Linked DNA regions of Homo sapiens: region 1 is linked to region 2. Evidence: chromatin loops called from intact Hi-C (ENCODE). Cell type or tissue: B cell. All regions are shown on one strand. Each heading gives the region's core, and the rest is flanking DNA. Links, peaks and the distances in the headings are about the cores only. Region 1 overlaps ARHGAP24 (Rho GTPase activating protein 24). Region 2 overlaps ARHGAP24 (Rho GTPase activating protein 24).

The links. Peaks named below come from ENCODE experiments on the same cell type or tissue, not always from the same donor. Only the 100,000 strongest peaks of a DNase experiment are listed, where the experiment ranks them.
Region 1: it touches region 2 in a loop (2.0-fold over the local background); 2 of 110 quality-filtered maps call a loop at or near these places.

The regions. Positions count from the first base shown.
Region 1 is chr4:85,697,492-85,706,689 of GRCh38, forward strand. The region is part of intron 2 of ARHGAP24 (Rho GTPase activating protein 24); the gene reads left to right. Among named protein-coding and RNA genes, the nearest start is that of MIR4451, 20 kb to the right of the region's middle. In B cell, for the core only: no CTCF peak of the experiment used is centred there; DNase peaks (open chromatin) are centred at 3,067, 4,620, 5,380 and 5,633; H3K4me3 peaks cover 2,206 bases; H3K27ac peaks cover 7,638 bases.
Region 2 is chr4:85,602,500-85,611,697 of GRCh38, forward strand. All of the region lies in intron 2 of ARHGAP24 (Rho GTPase activating protein 24), which reads left to right. Among named protein-coding and RNA genes, the nearest start is that of MIR4451, 120 kb to the right of the region's middle. RefSeq lists an enhancer at 8,202-8,261. In B cell, for the core only: no CTCF peak of the experiment used is centred there; DNase peaks (open chromatin) are centred at 1,142, 1,622, 5,352 and 8,192; H3K4me3 peaks cover 1,844 bases; H3K27ac peaks cover 8,000 bases.

The DNA.
Region 1 (9,198 bases), core at 519-8,518, 95 kb after region 2:
ATAATAATAATAAATTTTAAAAAAATATGTCTGCATAAAACCAGTGAACATACTTACAATAACATACTGCTGGCAGTAAGCTCAGCTGTGTAGCAGATAGTGAATAGGATAATATAGTTCTATTAATATGTTCTAGAAGACAGGTTAACATACTAAATGAAATGGAAGTCAATTGGGCTGTTTCTGAGGAAAAAAGTGAAGAAGGTAGAGGCTGAACTTTTAGGAATCAGAACACACTTGGAAGGACACTCCAGGTTAAGTGATGAGCATAAGAAAAACTCAGGAAGTGGAAACGGATGTTTCTGTGTGAGGTGGAGGAAGGGAGACAGGCAGGAAAGGGAAGCCTGCCTTGACCAGAGGTGAAGGGAGGTGTCAGAGAGTCATTAAAATTAAAGTTAGGGGCACCCAATTTGAAAAAGCTACAAAAACTTCATAGAAATACTGAGTCCATTTTCATTTCATGTTCATTGTTTAATCTTGAAATATTTTCTTAGGCAAACATATACTATTATTTGTAAAGCAAGATTAAGCAAGAAGTGTGTATTTGAGGGGAGTGTGGGAGAGGAAGGGAGAAGTGGGAAGGAAGACTAGCCAGCAGTATCTACTTACACAAGCACCCACTAAAACTTTGTTAAGGCTTTGTCCATTGTGACAATGTATGACAAAATTAAATTAGTTCAGGTATACAGATATTTCAACATTGTTATCAGTTTGGAGCTTGGCTTCTTACCAGAGCAGCTTCATTTTTAGTCATTTGATGGACTGCTGGACCCATGGAAGGTTGGCAGGGTTTCTGTGACTGTCTGCCTGGGGAGGAAAGAGTGGGAGCTGGGGGACTAAGTGTAAGTAAACTCTGCAAGTGTATCTATAGAATATAGAAAGTGGGCAGATCCAGAAATTCTTCAGAGAGATCATTAACATGATTTTGTGGGATTCTTTGAATGTTAAATGCCTCAACATTTGGGAGGCACTATAAATTGTATTTGAACATGGAACTTCTCTATATAACATCCTTCCTGGCTTCATAGGCTCACATTTGTAAAGTTTCAACACTTAACATTGTAGTGGTCTGTTAATCTCTTCCTGCTGCCTTAGCAAAATATCATAGACCAGGTGGCTCAAACAACAGACATTTATTTTCTCACAGTTCTGGAAGCTAAAAGTCTGAAACCAGGGCGCCAACATGGTTGGGTTCTGGCGAGGGCTTCTTCCTGGCTTCCACATAGCACGTTCATAGTTTGTCCTCCCATGACAAAGAGCGACCTAGCAAGGACACTCTTTGATATAGTTTGGATATTTGTCCTCACCCAAATCTCATGTTAAGTTGTAACCCCAATGCTGGAGGTGGGGCTGGGCAGGAAGTGTTTGAGTCATGAGGGTAGGTCCCTCATAGCCGGTGCTGTCTTTGTGATAGTGAGTTCTCCTGTGACCTGGTCATTGAAATGTGTGTGGTACCACCACCCCCCACTTGCTCCTCCTTTGACCATGTCACCATGACATCCCTTATGACCTCATCTAAAAACCTCCTAAAGACCCCATCTCTAATTACCATTACTTTGGGGATTAGGACTTCAACATATGAATTCTGGGGAGACACAAATATTCAGCCCATAAGTGGATATTTTTGGTTGCATCCTTGTCCCATCTATTCTTTGCTTTTTCCCTTACAAACATGATCCTATGATGGATATAGAGAAAGATTTGAATCAGAGACTACAGCAGTATATGTCATTTTATTCTTGGCACCTCCTTGTTAATCTTCTTCCTAGATATGCAGAAGGAAATCAAACTGATGAGTGTCCATTAAAAATTTCATTTTTCAAACTGGACAGTGGCTCACACCTGTAATCCCAACACTGTGGGAGGCTGAGGTGGAAAAATCACTTGAGCCCAGGCGTTTGAGACCAGCCTGGTCAACATAGTGATATCCTGTCTCTACAAAAAATAATTTTTCAAAAAAGTTAGCCAGATGTGGTGGTGCCTGCCTGTAGTCCCAGCTAGTTGGGAGGCTGATGTGGGAGGATCACTTGAACCTGGGAGGTTGAGGCTGCAGTGAGCTATGATCATGCCACTGCACTCCAGCCTGGGCAACAGAGCAAGACCCTGTCTCAATTTTTTTTTTTTAATTTACTTTTCAGAGAGATATCCTTACCACCCTATTTAAAACTGTTAACCAACACCCTCCCCACCCCGCTATAACTCCTGACTTCACTTTCTCTACTGTTTTTTCTTTTCTGAACAGTCATTATCATCTTCTAAGGTAGTACATAATGTATTCATTTTGTGTATTGTTTATTGTCTGTCTCCCATTAAGTATACGATCCACTAGGACTGAGATCTTTATTTTGTTCACTGATGTATCCAAAGTACCTAGAATAGTGCCTGGCCCATAGTAGGCATTTAATATATATTGTTGAGTGAATAAAAGAACAGCTACAAAGTTATCTATAGAAAAATATTACATTTATCCATTAAAAATTAATAATATTAAGGAAACACTATGTTACACAAGCTGGATTGAGATTTTAAACCTCATACTTAGCAATGATTTTTACTTTCCTGAGGAGATCACACAGTAGAGGTAATAAGTGACCAGTACATCTGTTTTGAAGATAGAGCTGAGCCGGGCATGGTGCCTCACACCTGTAATCCCAGCAGTTTGGGAGGCAGAGGTGGGTGAATCACCTGAGGTCAGGAGTTTGAGATCAGCCTGGCCAACATGGTGAAACCCCATCTCTACTAAAAATATAAAAATTAGCCAGGTGTAAGGATGGGTGCCTGTAATCCCAGCTACTGGGGAGGCTGAGGCAGGTAGAATTGCTTGAACCCGGGAGGTGGAAGTTGCAGTGAGCCAAGATCATGCCACTGCACACCTGCCTGGGGGAAAGAGTGAGATTCTGTCTAAAAAAAAAAAAATAAATAAATAAAGAAGAAGAAGAAAATGGAGCCAACAGGAGTTGCTAATGCAGCTGACGTGGTGCAAAAGAGGAAAGTCAAACGTAACTTCAAGATTTTTGGCTGAATACCCTGAAAGACAAAATTGCCATCAATGGAGATAGGAAGGATTACAGGGGAAGCCAGCTGATGGGTGGTGGTAATGGTGGTTGGGGAGGTGGTGGTTAAAGAGCTTAGTTCTGTTTGTGGTCACTTAATGTTGTGTGTTAGATATCCAAGTAGAGAAAGAGCAGTATATATGAATAACAAATCAAGGTTAGAAGTCTGAGCTTGAAACGTGAACTTATACTGACTCCACTAAAAAGACTCTTTTATTATGAAGAGTTTGATGTAAAGTAGACATGGTGAATGTAAGATATCACTAGAGAAAAAAATGGAAAATCACTCTATTTTTGAAATTTATCTGGTATATTTTCCTTTATATAGTATCTTCCAGCAGGCAAAACAAAAATAAAATATCTCTCTTTGTTTGTTTCACACTGTTGTATTTTTTATGTAGACATAATTTCCAATATTTATTCCTTGAGAAATCCTTCCCCTTGGAAATTCATGAATTAAGATGATCTGGAATTGGAAGAAATATTTCATTATAAGAAATAAAGTGAATAACTTTTGGGTATTTCATTAGTCTCTCTGTCATTATAATTACAGAATTTTTAAAGAAAAGGTTTATAGGAAAGGAGATGTGATAGTAACCACTTGCTATTATCTCTCCCTCCATCAGCTACTTATATTTCTTCTTGCGTATGGCCACACTAGACATAAAACACATTTTATCTTCCTAATCACATTATCGATTTATTATATTCCTTGCCTCATAGCCTTTTGTTTTGTTTTAATCTTTTATTTCAATAATTTTTGCGTACAGGCAGGTTTTGGTTACATGGGTAAGTTCTTTAGTGGTGATTTCTGAGATTTTAGTGCACCCATCACCTGAGCGCTGTACACTGCACCCAATATATCTTCTTTTTTCCCTCACCCATCTCCCAACATTTCCCACCCTGAGTACCCAATATCATCTTGTTTTGTTTTTGTTATCAATTTTGCTGTTTGCATCTTTTCAAAAAAACTGTACCGTATGCATCTTAAGATGGCAATTATTTTACAGTGATTGCATCCTACTGTAAAATAAATACATCAATCAATGAAGAATTTGGGACAGCTGTCACAAATACAAAAGCCTGTCCTTACATTTCATGTCTTATCTGGTCAGATTTTGGTTGACTGAATTTTTTTCTTTTTACAATTCAGAATTGTCTGGGTGGTCCTGACAGATGTTCAAGAACCCAGTAAACTCTTACATTAGCACAAAGTATAGAGTTAGTGACATCAAGATTCATATATAGATATGTGTGTACTATGTGTGTTTGTATAATACAATAGAGGCTCCAGCTTAATGGAAACATATGGTAAATGGATTTAATAAAAATTCTTTTTTGAATGCTGATTATCCAAACCATCTGCAATGTGGTCAGATCACACTTCCTTCATGTCTTGCCTGAGAGAACAAAATAACCAGAGATTTGGACTCAGTTCCTGAGTCTAAGGAAGACTGTCCAAAAGTCCATCAACCCATGGTACATATTTTTCTTCTGAAAGGTTGTTTCATCTCTACTCCATTCCTATCAGCCTATGAATGTGTGTCTCTCTTTTTCCTTTCTCTCTAGTTATAAGATATATGTATATAATATATACACCCACACATGTAATAAAGCTTCTCTCTTTATGACTCTAGCATATGTAAATATATAGACAAAGGAAGAGTAGTAACTTGAAAGGGGAAGTACATTCTGTTATGTTTTGGTGAAAACGCAGAACAAAATACAGAAGCCAAACAAGTTTTCAAAAAATCTCTACTTTTCTTCTTCTGCCTAGAGAAACAGATGTACATTGTATTTATACAGATGCAACTTTCTTAAAATTAGAATAATGCATACCTTAAAATGATTGTTTTAGGTTATTTATTAGCAGCATAGCAAACAAATATCAACTTAATTAATAATTAACATTTTTGACAGCTATTTTATAAAATTTATTTCTTAAAAGTGTTTTTGAAATCTTTTCATATACATTAACATATATTCATATTTTATAGGCTCTAAAGTATTATAAGATACATTATTGAAACACAATAAAAAATTAGTCCCTTCAATTTGATAAACTTTTTTACACAAATTGTCAATAAGTTATTCAATGAAATACAAGAAACAAAAGTATAAATGTTGTCTTCTGTTTTGCATTCGTTCGCCCTGGGGTTTGTGAGTTTTGATGTCCTGTAATGAGGTTGTTTGCAGAATATATTACTAGATTGTCAAGATTTAAATGCATGTTTAATTTACAGCATCATTTGTACTCAGTTTTGAATATTTCACTTCAGCTTTCATTATTGCATAAACAGAAATTTTAACTTGTTATAAGTGACCCATGAAGGGGTCTGAGAAATACAAAATATACTCAAAACAGTGACAGGGAAGGCTCTTTGTGGCCAGCTGTGATGGACAGAGAAAGGCAAAGGTGGAGGTCAGAAGTGAGACCCCCACCGAGAAGCATGTGAAAGGAGAATTTACTTGTGGGAAAGAATAGAGAAGAGAAAAATGAATATAAAAGAAACTAAGGATCCTACCAAGATTATGACTAAAACAACTGGGTCATTGTTGATAAAAATGAGGCTATGAAAGAAGTAGATTTTATCCTTTAAGGCAGTGGAAATAGAATAATTAAAAGTTGCCTGGTCACCAAGACCATAGACTTGTAAGAAATTCATTCACGTGTTTTTTATTCATTTAGTCAGCTTCCCATTCTACAAATATTTTTAGTACGTGTCATGTGAAAGGCACTACTGTTTTCTCTGCATTGAGTGTGGTAGATGTTCAGGGTAGATGAGATGAGATGACAGATGGTCCTAGACACCCAGTAAGGATGAAGTACTGTTTTACGTTGACTTGGCTGGCAGCAGTGGGCAACCCTCTTCTATGTTCTGAATGTTTGTAGTTAGTGTCCCCTACTTCATTAACACATCAAAATACCCCCAAGATAATGAAATTAGAAGGTGGGAACTTGGGGGAGTTGATGACATCATGAGGGTAGTGCCCTCAAGAATGAGATTTGTGCCCTTATAAAAGAGGCCCCAGAGAGATCCTTGCCTCTTCTGCCATGTGAGGTTACAGCAAAAACACTGACATCTAGAAAGCTGACCCTGATTAGACACCAAATCTGCTGGCACCTTGATATTGAACTTCTCAACCTCCAGAACTGTGAGAAAGACATTTATCCTTTTTATAAGTCATTCAGTCTGTGGTAGGCTGTTATAGCAGCCCAAACAGACTAAGGCACTCTCCAACACCCCAGAGCATCAACAACACTACATTTTTAAAGTCAGGTTTATTGAGGTATAATTTACATAGAGTTATGTAATCACCACCACAATCAAACTATAGAACAGTTATGCTACCCCCAAAAAAATCCCCAATGCCCCTTTGCAGTCATCCGCTCCCCCACCCTCAGCCCCTGGCAATGACTGGTATATTTTCTGTCCCTGAAGTTTTATCTTTGCCAGAAAGTTATATTATGCAATCTATAGCATGTAACCTTTGAGCCTGTCATCTTTCATTGAACGTAATGCACCTGAAATTCTTGCGTGCTGTTGTGTGTTATCAGTAGCTCCTTACTTTTCACTGCAGAGTAGTATTCAATTCAATTGTATGCATATATACAGTTTTTTTTTGTCCAGTTAGTTGCTGAAAAATATTTAGGTTGTACCCCATTTGTCAGATTTATTAGTAGATCCACTATGTACATTTGCATACAGGTTTTTAATACTGCACTTTAATATATCTTCTTTCTATCATTGTAGCTTCCAGCCTTTTAGTCAAAGAAACCATTTCTTCCTCAACTTTTCTAAAAATGCTTATGAGAATGTGTTGAAGTCTTGGCATCAAACCCCTTATTTATGAGTTAAAATTTATTGACCACCATGAGAAAATTATCTTATAAGATAGTTTTGGAATGGAGGCCATCAAAAAATAAGAAAAAATATGGTAGTGATAGGAGAAGTTGGGCAGTATCTAAATGTAACTTTTGCCAAAGTACCTTCATGAAGTACTGAATGTATTTTCCATTTACTGGATATAAGACGATGTGCTGTGACCTGTGGAGGGATTAAAAACTATGATACTCAGTTCTTTGTCTTCATTTATTTAAAAATATTTTTAACAACTTAGTAATAAGTGGCATCATATGGCATATATTTCTCTTTGTTAATTACAAAGGAAACTCCGAGGACAGGTTCTACATTTCATTTTTGTTAACTTATATTTTGTTCTTTGTTTTTAAGTACTATGTCCTCAGTACCGTATCTGGCATATAGTAGGGCTTATTAAAGATTTTTGAATGTATAAGCAACCAGATAGAATTTTTTTAATGAAAAGTAAGAAAACATCATAAGGTACTTTGATTGACCAAGGGTCAATAAGTTTTAAAAGTTTGGAGTGGATAAATCTAAGTAGAATGGAATCACTTAGGAAAGTAGAAAAGATGAGAGTTTCCTTTAGATTTTGTTGCTTTTTATGATTGATATACCTATTCTTCACATTTAAACCATAGTTCAGTTAATGTGAGACCAAATCAAATGTAAGACATACCATCATTTTAGGTATTACTAAGAATAATAACACACTATAATTTGAATTATGATCTACCATTGTCTATAAGATGTATCCCAAATTAAAAAATATAAAATGAGAAAATGCAAATTATAAAATTAATGAAATATGAGATTTTTACCAAGTTTATATAGGATATATTTAAAAATTATTTATAAAGTATTAAAATTTACACATATGACAGATACTATATTTTAAATTTTAATTTTTTGACTCTAACAAGAAAATTTAACAAAATATACGAATATACATGTACAAATAAGACATATACATATTGAAGTTCAATAATTACTTGAATGAATATAATATGACTTGCATGCATGTAAATATTCACGTGGGAAGTGACTACACACTCACTGTGAGCAACAACCATGTAATCAGAACACCTGTAGAGATAGCAACATTTTAGAACCTTTTGATTGAATTCCATTATGTAGATAGGGAAGGTTATAGTCCAGCATTTTTAGAAATGACCATTTTTTCGTGTGCTTACCACATGCAGGCATCGTGTTCAGCTATCAACGGTCATATGAGTTAATTGCTAGTGTTATCTGTATTTTATAGATGAAGAGAATGAGGCAGAGAGAAGGTCAGGAACTTGCTCAAAGTTGTACCTAACAAGGAGTAAAGTTTATATGTGAAAAAAGACAGTTTGACTCTAGAATTCATGTTTTTATTCTCTCTTCTATGGCTTCTCATGTTGGATACTGTTTTAGAGCACCAGGCTGTAACAGTTATAGTGACAAATAAGCATAGATTTAGGAGGAATATCTGAGTCATGAGGGGTCTGGAGGTTAATTTTCTTAACAGATGAATAAAATATCAAGAGGGGAAAGGAAGACAATGGGGGCATGGTAGGTGTCTTTAAAGATGTCAAGAACCATAGGATATTCTCAGCCAATGGTTGCAGGGGAGAGGGCACAGATATTCTCAAGAGCCAGATTTCAGCTGGGTATGAAGTAGAACTTAAAAAAGATCGGAGGTGACCACTATGAAGTGATCTTCCTCAAGCTGGATGAAGACAGAATTCAGGCATTGGTAGGGGGATGAACTGAGTAACTTTAAACTACTTTATGTGATGTGTAGATGTAAAATTGTTAGAGAAATTCTTTTTTTTGATGGACCTCCAATCTGTTAAATGTTACATCCATTGAATCACTGGATATACCATATTGTAAAGCAATTTAATAAAAATACATTTTGCTTATTAAATAAAAATGATTAATGTACTGTGGAAACTACTAGCTAAGAACTGATAATGTAAAATTTCATCTTGCTTACTAAAACTCATCTGTCATAATAAGAAATTTTAATATAGAGTCCACTTTTATATCAACATTTTTCTATAACTAACCATCATTAATATACTTTAAAAATCTAGTGAAACAGATTTCCACTAGACACAAAACACATTTCCCTGAAACACGTGCTTTTCAAAAAGATGTTGTTTTTGTTTTTTTTTTTCTTTTTTCTTTTGAGATGGAATCTCACTCTGTCACCCAGGCTGGAGTGCAGTGGCGTGATCTCAGCTCACTACAAGTTCCACCTCCTGGATTCAAGTGATTCTCCTGCCTCAGCCTCC
Region 2 (9,198 bases), core at 724-8,723:
ATAGACACATTTTCACATAAAAAATGTAATGATTTTGATATTCCCTCCTCTCCACCTATTGCAATACCACCTTTTAAACTCAGGTAATTCATATATTAGTCTATATTCAAATTATTTTATTAATCTGATTCCAAATTAAGAGGTTAAGAATGAAAGGAAATAGAATAGTGATGGATGCATAAGTCCAGAATTATGTAATGCATTTTCTCATACTTAATTCTCAGTGGTTTTAATTCAGCTGAGTTGGAGAATCAAACAGTGGCCTATCTCTTCCTACCATGGCAATTTCTGAATGTTTTTCTCTTGGCGTCCTATTCTAAATTCCTCAGTTCTTGATGAAAAGCAATTTCAGTTTGGATTTTAGAGAAAAATCTTGCAATGTGCATTTTAAGGTGACACTGAGAGATTTATTTTTGATTAATCATGATTACCTCACTGCATTAACTTGCTCTATTTTAATGTCTAATATGTTAGGGATTATTTTATCTTTCAAGCTAATAAAAATGCACCCTCAGTAACATGAGCAAAATGCTGCTTTTTAAAATGTACCAGCCAATTTATTTTGTTCTGCCTTTTGGTACTGTGAGGAAATAAACTGCTTAATCATAGTAAACAAATAAATATGTTTCATTTTTAGAAGAAACTAAGGTTAGATTTTTACATAATTAACATAGCCTTTTGTCCTCTATTAATTTGGGGGATAAGAAAAATCACATAATAAATTGTCTTTGGTGAAGATTATTTATTTGAAGTGCTGACTATTTAGAAGCATATGGAGGTGGTTGACCACCTTGAAAATTCACCTGTAGTGGGACTGTTATTCTTTTTCCTATCTGCTGCCGACAGTTGCAGCTTAGCTGTGACGCACTTACCATCCTTGATACCTCCCTTCATATAAGAGCTTACTAACTTTATTATTTAATGACATTATAGGTATAAAAATGTTTCTTAAGTTTTCCAAAGCATCCTTGTAAAGAAAATTTAAATACTTAACATCTTTATTTTTAATACATAGATATTAGATGTGTAAAGGAAACTAGTTAAGGCCTAATTTAAGGGAATCAGAATGCTCCTAGGCTTCTCACTCCTCAGCTGACAGTCAAACTGAAACCAAAATTGTCATCAGTAGTACAATGTGGGTGACATATATTAGAAAACTTGATGTAAATATAGCAGAAGATTTATTCATTCATTCATTCTCTCATTTCATATTTCAGTTTCTCATATGTTTCTAGTACTGTGCTAAGCGCTAGTGATACATTTATGAGATTGCACTAATGGTTCATTAATGTGTCTGCACAAAGTCAGGTAATTAGGTTACTGAAGGATGATGGACTAGGCTCTCTGAATCAATTAAGCGTTGATTTTTTTTTTAATCTTTGAAGTCTAAGTTTTTATTAGTACAGCAGCATATCTTATTATTTGACTAAGTTGCTGCCTGGTAATGAGCAAAAAGAATACTCATTCACCTTCCCCAGTATTTTTAGAATTGCTAAAAATGTTTGCAAGTCCTGAAAAGGCAGGTCAGTAATTATCATGTCCTTTGGGCAGAATGCAGTCTGTAGAACAAGATGTTGCCCTAGACTGCAAAAACTGATGACGTCAAAACTGGACTGGAATTTGAGATTTCCTGTTTTTCAGTAACAGGCTTAGATAACTCATTAGGCTTGAATGAGATGCTTTGAACTGTGGTGACTACAGTAATGTTCCCCTCTGCATGTTGAAGTGACAAGTGCCTCCTTGGCCTATTGCTGATCCTGCCTGCTGTAGAAATCTCCAGCTGTCCAATATTTGGAAGAAAACTGTGAGTATATCTTTAACAAGATCTAAATGAGACAAATCACTAAAGAATTATCCATGTTCAATAAACAAATGAAAAATCCCTTTATTTAATAGTAAGTAAACTTGAAATTACATGATTGAAATTAACTTTGGTAACCAGCCATAGGGCACTTGGCAAGATAAATTCTATTTGTATATTGAAACACTAAACAGCAGCCATTAAAATGTTCTTCTACATGAATAATTAATAAGGAAAAATGTTCATGATATTTGTAGTTAAAAAGATAGATGTATCGTCTCACTTTAGAATTTATTTTTTTTGAGATGGGGTCTCACTCTGTCACCCAGGCTGCAGTGCAGTGTGGCATGATCTCAGCTCACTGCAACCCCCACCTCCTGGGTTCAAGCTATTCTCCTGCCTCAGCCTACCAAGTAGCTGGGATTATAGGTGTGCACCACTACACCCAGCTAATTTTTTGTATTTTTAGTAGAAACGGGGTTTCACCATGTTGGTCAGGTGGGTCTTGAACTCCTGATCTGCCCACATTGGCCTCCCAAAGTGCTGGGATTACAGGTTTGCACCACTACACCCAGCTAATTTTTTGTATTTTTAGTAGAAACGGGGTTTCACCATGTTGGTCAGGTTGGTCTTGAACTCCTGATCTGCCCGCATTGGCCTCCCAAAGTGCTGGGATTACAGGCATAAGCCACAGCACTAGGCCTCACTTTAGAATGTTAATTGTACTTATATCTATGGCTATGAACATTTACATATACACACAAATAACCAAAGCTTTAGAGAGAATGTATTCACTCTAAAGTGTTAATGGTTAATTATGTGTATTAGAATGTAAGTGATTTTTCTTTTTTGTGTCTAGATTTTTTATGTTTTCTGTAATGAACACATTATTTTTGTCATAAAATAAAGTTACAGAAAATGAGAGATGACTTTTGTCTCTCAAATTGGAAAATGTATTTTTAATCATAATATATTGACATAGCTTTAGGGAAATATATATATAGTTAGAGTTTAATCTAATATACTCTTTCCAGATGGGAAGTCCACAATGTACCTCAAAACTCAAGTGTCTGTTCTCTTTGACCTAGCAATTCCAAAAAAGTGGATTTATTCTAAGGAAATAATCAGAGAAGTATACAAATATGTTCTTACATGATGTTAACATGGTTTTGTTTATAAGTAAATAGGAATAATAAAATATCTTCATATATGGGAATGATTAAATAGATTATCTTGCATTCATACAACAAGAGCTATTATGTAGTCCTTTAAACTTATGTAAGAATGCTCAATGAAATGGAAAATGCTTATGAGTCATTGTTAAATTTTTAAAAAGCTGATACTATACATTATGTACAGTAAACTCTCACCTATTTAAAATATATTATACACGTGTATCGTGGAAATGAAGATATACAGGGGAATGTTTATAGATTTTTTCTGTTCAATGTGATTACATATAGGAGATTTAAGTTTTCTTCTGTGTGTTTTTCTGTGCATTTCTCAATTTCTACAAAGAATATGTGTTGTTTAGCAACAACAAAAAAGTACATCTCAGTCTGAAAAGGTTACAGGGAACAATAGGGTTGGAGGTGTGTTCAGTAATCAGCGTTTATGGAGATTGTGATGAATTCCTGCAAGAATTATACTTATTTATGGTAGCTGACCTTTTCTGATTCTCTTTGGAACCCCCTCAGGAACCATCTTCATCTCCCTTCTTCCCACTGGAGTTATTTCAAAGACTTTCAGCAAGTGGAAAATTACAACATTTATGTCATGGGTGGTATTCTCAGTTATTCAGATTCAGATGCAAAAAAATGTTTTGAATACCTACTATGTGCCAAACACCTTATGAAATATCTTCAGTCTTTGGGGCATCAGACCTCAAAGGGGCATTTAGGATTTCCATAGATAAAGGAAAAGATAGGCCAGGCCGGGCGCGGTGGCTCACGCCTGTAATCCCAGCACTTTGGAAGGCCAAGGCGGGCAGATCATGAGGTCATGAGATCGAGACCATCCTGGCTAACACAGCGAAACCCTGTCTCTACTAAAATACAAAAAAATTGACTGGGCGTGGTTGCGGGTGCCTGTAGTCCCAGCTACTCGGGAGGCTGAGGCAGGAGAATGGCGTGAACTCAGGATGGGGAGCTTGTAGTGAGCCGAGATCGGGCCACTGCACTCCAGCCTGGGCGACAGAGCGAGACTCCATTTCAAAAAAAAAAAAGGAAAAGAAAAAGGATAAGATAAAGATTTTTTAAGATCGAAGTATAGTCTAGAATCTACTACCAATTAGCTTTGTAACTTACTTGAACAAGTTACACTCTTCTGAGCCCTTATATTTACTCATTTATTCAATATTTATTCATTCAGCAAATATTGGGTAAGTATGAACTAACTGACAGGCACTATTCCAAGCCCCAGGGATAGACCAGTGAACAACTCAAAGTCACTCTTCTCACTGTAGTCAAGTGAGACTGACATTATATAAATACATAAATGTGTAATGTTCTAGATAGAGTTAAGTGCTATGGTGAAAACTTAAACCAGCAAGGGAATAAGAAAGGCTGGAGCCAGGGAAGAAAATAATTGCTGCTTTATGAAGAATTGCCAGAGAAAGACTGATCAGATGACATTTAAGAAAAGACTTGAAGAGTTTGAGAGACAATAATAATACAGACCTTACTTCCTTCATGGATTGCTAGAACTTTATGAAAGGGCTTTGCAAATGTGGAAGGGTATCTGCAGTTCTCTCAAGTTTGATTTGTCTTTGGTGAGAGAGGGCCTGAGTTTACTTCCCTCTATCTAAGGACATTCTCCCTTTGGAGATGGAGTAGATGTTATCTATAGAAACACATGGATGAGAATAATAGAGTCTGTATCAGGGCCAGAATGGTCAGATGATTTCCATTCTGCCTAAACTGAATTAATGAGATATAGAGATCAACATTCGCTATAGAGAGCTATGTATTCTGCATCAAATGTCCTTTAAGTTTCTTTTATTTTAGCCACAAAGATTTTCCAAAATACCAAGGATCGTCAAAAAGAAAGAAAGAGAGAGAGAGGGAGGGAGGGAGGAACGGAGGGAGGAAGGGAGAGAGAGAAAGAGAGAAAGAGAGAAAAAGAGAGAAAGAGAAAGAAAACCACAATCTTACACTTCACTGGTATCAGGTCACCAGTTGTCACTAAAAAAATATCATGCAGGAATCATCTCCGTACCCCTTCCCTAATATCATTAATACATTTCATTCATTTGAATCTGTCCCAGATATTTCTCTGTGCATTTAGCTATATTCACATATATCACAGCCACTCTGGGATGAATTTTAAATCATAAAGAAGGAAATGTTTCTGAAAACTGTCAAGCATTATTTTCTTTTCTTTTCTTTTTTTTTTTTTTAAGAAACTTGGCACGGCGTAGCTATGGCTCCAACACCTGGGCTAAATGAGGAAGTATCAAAAATACTTCCTCATTTAGCCCAGGTGTTGGAGCCATAGCTACGCCGTGCCAACTTTCTCAGGGTTTAGCCCCTTGGTCTTGGGCTTTCCCTCAGGTGTTGATGGGGCTCAAGTGAGACAGAATATGAAAGTGCATGATGCCTGGTGCTGGCTGCAGACCAACGAAAATCTCTGGGCCTTGGTGTTTATACAGGTGTGCCTCTAACTGTCTGTGGGTCTGCAGTTATAAAACAGAAGCCACAAAATGTGCCAGAGGTAGGGGAAAGCTAAGGAGCGAATGAAAATTTCTAAACTCTTTAAAGATTTCTTCTATTTAAGAGCCTTCTTTGTCTTTAACATAAATTCTAATATGTTGTTTATAATGAATGAGCAGAAAGTGTCTTATTCAAGTGTATGCTCAAAAATATGAATTGAATTGAAAAAGGCAGAAAAGAGAGAAAAGAGGAAAAGAATAAAACAGGGAGAGGAGACTGTTGTAATATATAAGACTTTCAGACATAAATACGGTATGCTAATATGGAATTTTTTTAAGGATGCCAATTACCTAATGCATCTCTATTTTTGTCAATAAAGGCAACAAGTTGAATGTTACCTGTTAGGGCAACCAGCCAAACAGTTTCCATGCTGACCACTACTTCTTTGTGGTCCACTGACATTATAAATATAGCCTAGTCTCTGTGAGACTTTATTGTATTTATTATTTACATATAAACATAAACAATAGTGTTCATCTCTGTGGCCCTGTGCTTCATATAGTACCTGGTTGATAGTACTCAATGTTTTTTTGTTTGGTTGTTTTTTTTTTTTTTTTTTTTTTTTTGAGACAGAGACTTGCTCTGTCGCCAGGCTGGAGTACAATGGCATGATCTCAGCTCACTGCAACCTCCACCTTCCTAGTTCAAGCAATTCCCCTGCCTCAGCCTCCTGAGTAGCAGGGATTATAGGTGCGTGCCACCCTGCCCAGCTAATTTTTTTGTATTTTTAGTAGATACGGGGTTTCACCATGTTGGCCAGACTGGTCTCGAACTCCTGACCTCAGGCAATCTGCACGCCTCAGCCTCCCAAAGTGTTGGGATTACAGGCATAAGCCACCATGCCCAGCCAGTACTCAATGTTTTTAAATATGAATTTATTAATATAATTAAACCCGAGGACTTTCTTTAGTTAGAGAGATAGCACAGGCTGCTTAGGTTTGAATCCTGGCTCTCTACCTACTCCCTGTGTGACCTTCAACTTCTTAGCCTTTTTGTGACTCTGATTCCTCATCTGTAAAACAAGAGTAAGAGTATTACCTCCAGCAAAGGATGGTTGTGATGATTCAATACATTATGTTTCTAAAATGCTTAGTATCTAGTAAAGTGCTAGGATAAATTTGCTATTATTTAATAAGGATTGAATAAATATGCTCTGAAATGGGACCCCTATAAAATTATCTATTTTGCTAAATGTAAACTGAACAATAGAAATAGAATATATGGGGTATTGCCATCAACTGAATTTTCTCTTCATTGAGAAATTAGTGAACATCATTAGCCAGGAGGAGCAATAGTGTTGTTTCCGTTTTATTCTGGAATGTATGCCTCCATTACACTGTCCTCGTCCAATTGATCCTCCTTTATGTACCCCCAGAATATTCTGGAATAAGAGTATTACTCTGTTTCAGAACTGAGTTTTTATCACTGCTTTTGAAAATGTTTCAAGTTCACTATCAGTTGAGTAATTACTGATTTTTAAGACAATTTTATTTTCCTTTAATATGTTTTGCATAATACATATAAAATTTTTATTAATTAATCTGGAATGACTTCAGTTGTTTTCTAACACAAGGGCTTCTTTGTTTTTTGTGCCTTCTCTGCTCTTCCCATTATCACAATTGGGAAGGCAACTCCATGCATTCCTTCATGACTAAGTTAGATTTTTTTACAGTTTTAGATCATTTTTAATTGACACATAATAATTGCACATATTAATGGGACACAGTGTGATGTCTTAATGGATATATACATTGTATAATGATTAAATCAGCAGGGTATCTTGCATATCCATCATGTCAAGCATTTATCATTTCTTTGTTGTAAAAATATTCAAAATTCTTTCTCATAGTTACTTTGAAATATATGATGAAATACTTTGATGACCTGAAAAAGAGATCCTTCATTGCTTAGCATTATGGCACTTCCAGTTTAAATGCTATTAAACTGCACCTCATTAGATTACCCTATTTTTAACTATTGTACAACTGATATTTCTAGATTATGTGATGATTGGGCATAAGACAATTTAATGAACTTGTTTATTTGTGTCAGGTCCCTGAGGGTGTAGACTAAGTCTGAGCCAACTTCTTATTGCTCAGGTCTAGCAGAGCGTTTGGCATTAGTATGTTGAAATGAAGAGGTAATGTAGAATACCATGGTATGAAGCACATATTCCTTAGGAAGCACCCTTGGGAAGCGGAGGCAGGCGGATCACGAGGTCAGGAGATTGAGACCATCCTGGCTAACACGGTGAAACCTTGTCTCTACTAAAAATCCAAAAAAATTAGCCAGGTGTGGTGGCGGACACCTGTAGTCCCAGCTACTTGGGAGGCTGAGGCGGGAGAATGGCGTGAACCTGGGAGGTGGAGCTTTCAGTGAGCCGAGATCCTGCCACTGCACTCCAGCCTGGGCCACAGAGTGAGGAGTGAGACTCCATCTACAAAAAAAAAAAAAAAAAAAAAAAAAAAAAAAGAAAGCACCCTTATTGAGCCAGATGAATACATTTTAATAGATTTGACTCAGAATCACCAACAGAAATAGACAAAATGCAAAGGGTCTGAAATGGGTGAAGCTGAGTTGAAACTATATCAGAAATTATCTCAAGGTGGTTTCTAGCGTCGTGGGGAAAAAGTGTCACACTGATTTCTGACTTGTGGTGGTTTTTGCTACCATGGTGAACAAGTGTTTCCAGTTTCAAAAGTCTTGTGTTTGCTAGTAACTCACAAAGTTTCCATTCACATTCACCAATAGCCTTTTACTGTCTCTTCATTGTCTTTCCAGGCCTCCTACAGTAGTGCCTCAATTTTGGTGGCTCTTACATTTTTACTTGAAGAGTTAGGCTGCATATTGAAGTAAGTTAGATCTGGATTTGTCGAGGCTCTTGGTGTGGTTTTCTACAGATATGAAAGAAATAAAGAAAAACTGCCTTTTGGTATCAATTTATTCATCTAAAAATCATGATCATAATAGAAGAGAGGATGTTTATTGTTAAAGAAAATTGGAAATAGGAAAACATGAATCCATTTTGAAAAAGAGCCTGATTTCATGGTAAATAATAAAAAATAAGTTTTATTAGGATTTTTATCTTAAAAACATAGAGTTATACACATAACTATTTCATCTAATATGAAACAAGTTATAATTGCAGCTATGTGCTACTGCTACATGTGAAACTGGGAAGCATCTTGGAAGGGGGCCTAATGTTATAGTTTAGTGGATAAGTGAATATTTTATATTATAAAAAAACCTTTGCTTCCTAATGTGACCTGGTAAATGTAGGGAGTTGAACAATAAACTTCCAAATAAATAGACTAACCTAAAGTTATTGTGTGGATAAACTAATATGCATGGAACACCTTTGTCATAGTGTTGGATAAATGACAGTCACTGCATAATATTAAAGCATGTATCTCCACTAGATCCCATGACAATTATCCACTTAAGAAAAATGACAGCTTTAAAAAAGTGTCTGAATTTTTTAGGGATTTAGAAATTGTGTTTAGCACTTTCTTTTTTAAAAAATTTTCAGCTTATGGAAAAGTTTGGATTTATTAGTCAATACTACAAAAATCACTAACTCTTTACCTGCACTGTCCGACAGTAGTCCCTGTCCTCACCACTTCCCCTCTGTCCATGAACCCGATCCCTTCCTTTCATGAGGCAAATGATTCAGGTACATAAGCCTGT